Linked DNA regions of Homo sapiens: region 1 is linked to region 2. Evidence: chromatin loops called from intact Hi-C (ENCODE). Cell type or tissue: IMR-90. All regions are shown on one strand. Region 1 overlaps ADGRB3 (adhesion G protein-coupled receptor B3). Region 2 overlaps COL19A1 (collagen type XIX alpha 1 chain).

What was found. A loop is a pair of places that touch in the nucleus more often than their neighbours do. Peaks named below come from ENCODE experiments on the same cell type or tissue, not always from the same donor. Only the 100,000 strongest peaks of a DNase experiment are listed, where the experiment ranks them.
Region 1: it touches region 2 in a loop (13-fold over the local background); 17 of 110 quality-filtered maps call a loop at or near these places.

Annotation. Positions count from the first base shown.
Region 1 is chr6:68,876,283-68,878,782 of GRCh38, forward strand. The region is part of intron 3 of ADGRB3 (adhesion G protein-coupled receptor B3); the gene reads left to right. Among named protein-coding and RNA genes, the nearest start is that of ADGRB3, 240 kb to the left of the region's middle. In IMR-90, a CTCF peak has its summit at 1,013 (motif pointing right); no DNase peak of the experiment used is centred here.
Region 2 is chr6:70,107,323-70,109,822 of GRCh38, forward strand. The region is part of intron 16 of COL19A1 (collagen type XIX alpha 1 chain); the gene reads left to right. Among named protein-coding and RNA genes, the nearest start is that of COL9A1, 190 kb to the right of the region's middle. In IMR-90, a CTCF peak has its summit at 1,120 (motif pointing left); no DNase peak of the experiment used is centred here.

The DNA of each region.
Region 1 (2,500 bases), 1.2 Mb before region 2:
ATAGATGGAGCCTTCTTTCTAAGTATTGAAACTGAAGCGTATTAGTCAACAAAGAGATGATCAGGCTGTGATTAATAGACTCATTTAAACTAAACTCATAAGACCAAAGCACAGAAGTGAAAGCAGTATTTTGTTGATTTCTGAAAGGTGACACTAGTCCACGCTTTCATAGAAAGTGCCTGGGACTTGAAATTATTACTAGAAGATTTTGCTAAATATATAGTCGCAGCAAAAAGGATTGCTAGATTGTGTGAATGGATGGATAGTTTACTTTTCTTATAGGAAATCAGCTCTAGTCTATTCCTAGAATGGCTTTTTTGACCAAAATATTTTGTTTTCCATATATTGTTAGTCTTTATGGTCAATGATGAATAAACAGTGCTAAATACTTTCTTTTTATGGATGTACCAAAAGCAACATTTCAATTCATTAAGTAAACAGTTACATTTATGTATTGTCTTTCTCTGGTTACATCCTAGTCAACTTGATTAGAACTGGGTATTTATCTTCTGCAAAATATTTACAAACTGTTATGTATTTTTAGCATATGGCCATGTTTTCTTTTTATTGATGGTTTTAACTAGTTTACAGGTATGGCTCTTACTGATTTTTTTCAAAATTATAAATATTTTGTACACACCCATAATGCATTGAAAAAACTAGGGCTCAAGTGGCTATATGTTAATTTTAAATGTTTAATCAGCAAATAAATACTTCAAACATTTTATTTTGAAACACATCTTATAAATCATCTTTTTAAGTTTTATTACTAGTATTAGTATTATTTTGATCCACATATCTCTTGACTTTTTTCTTTTAAGTCCTTGATAAAATATTCATTAATTACTTAATGGGTAGCCTTTATAGTTCCCTTCAGAAAATATTCAGCAAGATAAATTTATGTGTAAATTAATGGGTAAAATTATATGATTGGATTCTTTATAAATAATCTACGTACTTTTTTTTTGTTTCTAGACATTATTAGTCTATACCCAACTTTAACCTTTAGGTGGCAGCATTTGAGAACAGTTATAGATACTTGCCACCATTTAGAAAAACAAGATGAATAGTGTATATGTTCAAAATAAAGAATTTAGGATTTTTTTTTTATTTAGACTCAGAACAATCGCTTATCAAGCACTGCACTATCTCATAATTTGTAACATTAAGAAGTATTTTCATATTCACATAAGGCTACTTTAGGTTTATAAAAAGTCCATCATTTGCATGGCCATTTGTTCACAGTTATACTTTCATTGAAGGCAGGGGTTCTTCCAAATGGATATTCCTAAAGGACCTTTGTTCTCAGCACATCTCCAATTTTAATGGATCTGGGCTAATTAGACATATCTGAAAATCTTTTCTAAAGTATTGAAAACAAAGACATTATCTTTCTTCTTGCAATTTATTGGTTTAAAAATACTTTACATTTATGTATAGTGAGAGATGAAAGGGCAAGTACAATATAAAACCAATTTATATCAAGGACTTTTTTTAATAGTCCATCTTAGTTGCTAACTAGAATAATCATCACAAAAGATACATTTTGCTGAATAACTGACCGATTAGTCTGATCTATCACTCCTATCTTGTTTTCTTTTTTTAAAAAATGAGGTCAACCAATTTTGCTTCACTAGCCAAGTACCTAATCAAGATCAGGCCATATATGAATAACTTCATTAAGATATATAATCAAGGCTAGAATCTATTATGTTTAATGGAATATGAGTGCTTAACTTTTACAGAGACTCATGTCAGCTTTTCTACAACTATAATTCCTGTTGCTGTATGATTAACTTTTTCATTATATTAAACTTAAAATTACTTTCTTTTATTTTTCTCTATTTGGATTTTAATATAGTTAAATAAATCTTTTAGGATAACTTTTTAAAATACTTCTTTTTCTTTTTATTGAAAAATGTTCCAATATTTTTATCCTGATTTCAGTTCAGAGGATTTTATTTTGTGTTTACTTCATTATTATAAGAAAGACATAAAATTTCAAATAACTTATTTAAAACCATGTTTATATATAGCTGATCCTAAAGACTAATGTGTATTTGTTCATTTTGGCCCTATAAAATATTAAATAGTTTTGCTAAGGAAAGTATTTGCAGTGATTTTTACTGATGGCAAAATTGTAAAAAAAAAAATTAATACCTAGTTATCATTTAAATAATTTATATTTTAGACAGGATCCAAAGTATACAACATGCTTTGTGTTTTAGACATTTGTGTTTGTGCTATTTACATTAAGAAAACTTGATCAGTATCTATAAACATCCTTTCCCTATAGAGAAATGGATAATCTGTTAATTTGTGTTGTAAAAGTCATGTAGTTCCATGAAGACAGTATCCAAAAGTATGGGTACTCTGTGACCATTTCAGTTTTTGTCACATTTTTCTATTTGCCTGAATCCCTCAAAATGGCATGTATGTCCATTTTCACACTACTGATAAAAACATACCTGAGACTGGGCAATTTACAAAAGAAAGAGGT
Region 2 (2,500 bases):
ATAGGATGGCGGTGAGGAACTTAGTCCTTCTCCTCACTAGCTTGTCCTGGAACAATTTTCTTAATGTTTCCTTGTCTCCATTTTCTTTTCTGTAAATTTGAAATAATAGCACCTACCCCACCTACTTTTTCCCACAGTGGCTACAAGAGCCCAATGTCATTGATATGAAAGAACTTTCTTCTAAATGTAAAGCTCTATCTAAATGTATCTTAGTTCCACTGTTATTATTCTGAACACCCATTCACACTGTAGAGAGAAGAGATTGTCTTCAATCAGTAATTAAACCAACACTTCTTTTCTCTCTTTACAGTTCTCCAAAAATCTAGTTAACAGAAATTTGAATGTCTATCAATGAATTGCTGAAATAAAAGATCACTTTGCATATGTCACACTTATTCTAGATACGTCATGAAGAGATCCAAAAGTTATTCCCAATTAGGTAACAATAACAACCAGGTCTAAAGAGTCAGTGATGTTTTTTCTCCCGAGATTTACAGCCTCTTCCTTGCTTGTGGGGCTTGTTCCTTTACCATCTGAGCTGTTGCATTTTATTAGTTGTGATGTTCTCTAAGTCTCAACTGTCCTTCCTCACACTCCAATAAAAGCTTGTCTTTTTTAAAAACCTTCCAGTTATCTGAGTAGCATAAGCAGTGGAAAGTAATAGACTTATGTTATGATAATGAGACTTGGAAAGTCTCAAGACTTGGAATGCCTTTGTTTATTTCAAAGTATTCTGGTTTTCAGTTCCTTTAGAAAAGAGAGGAAAGCAGCTGGAAATGAGGCGGAGCAGGAGAGAAAGTAGGAGAATTTAACTAATGAGCCATTAAAGGAAGTAGGTATTAGCCCATCCATTTGACATTAACTTTACTTCTCATTCATCATTACTGGAAAAAGCGTTTATTAAAAACCACACTAATTTAAAATTGTGTTATTATTTCTTCTGCTACAGGCAAGACTTTTTATTTTCTTTCTTTTTTTCTTCTGGTATTGTTTTTATGCATTGTTTCATTATTGCAGTATGAGAATTGAGCAGTGGGCTCCATTTGTCACATTTGTGTGCATAGCAATTTCAGTTGAAAACAGAAATTCAAAAAATTTTGTAACATGGGGCAACAGCTCCATCTACTGTTTCCATAGGAAAAGCTCTAGTCAAAGAATGACAATAGCTCTTTGAAGGATGTCAGAGGAATGGAAATTTTTCGATGTTTGAAGCTTATAAATCCATATGATTTTTAAAAAATTATTTTCAGGATTTTGTTACATTTATGCTTACCTTGAAATTTAAATATAAGTGCTATTTCATCAGCAGTCATTTTCAATGTCAACTTGATGCTCTTTTGAGGTAAAAATCCATACCTACTTCATGGATCTCTAAAATGCCCTTCTATTGTACAATACCAATAAAACTCTGCAGCATTAATTTTTGGGAGCTTACTCCAACAAAACATATGCTTCTTTTCTAAAACAAGTCTGATTTGAAACATGTACATTCATGTTTCTATTTTAATTTTAACTTCAGTGTAGAACTTCTTCTACCTTTAAAGCATGAATCATTGCACAGTCCTGAAAGTTACAATTATACATCAGTTTGCACAATTAAAAGAGTAAATTTAGGGTGTAAAATTTAATTTATTTACTAAACAAATACTTATGGCCTATCTACTATGTGTTAATCACTATTACAAACATTGAATATACAGTGGTTAAAAACACAAAGCAACAACAAACTACAGATAAGGTCTCTACCTTTCTTTATAACTTACTGTCTGTGGTGAGGCAGTACACCAATGGTTAATAAGCAGTTAAATAAATAGACAAAACAATTTCGGTTTAGAGTGAGGTGCTATGGGGGGAATAAACTGGGTAATGTGATAATGATTTGGAAGGAGGAGATGTTCTTCTCATTACCATCTAATTGAGGTGGTCCAGGGAGGTGTCTCTGAGCAGAAGACATTCCTTGAGAAGGAGCTGGCCATGTAAGGGCCAGAGCAAGAACTTTCCAAACAGAAATATCAGGACTTGCAAAGAGCTTCAGGTGGGGAAAAGCTTGATGTATTCAATAAACATAAAGGAGCTAAGAAAAGAATAGTGCCAGAAAAGATTTGGGAGCTGAATGGCTTCATCATATAGGGCCTTATAAGAATGGAAAAGAAGGGTTGGGGGGCAAGTGGAGAGATACACGTAGCCATGAAATAACCAGTTACATCTCCGTTTTGTAAGTGTGTGTGTGTGTGTGTGTGTGTGTGTGTGTGTGTGTGTGTATCTGCAGCGGTTTGATTTTTTTATGTGATGAAATTACTGTTCCTACTGATTCAAATAAATTATTCTGAAGGTAATATTGTTTTTAGCCCATTATCTTTAGTCTTTGAGTGGACGGGGAATAGGCTTGTTTGCTGAAAGAAAACAAAATTGACAAAGGTTTGATTGTAGCCCATTTAATTTCAGTCTTGTCTGAATCCACTGGATATCACTTTGGTCATTAGAGATGGAGAATTTCATC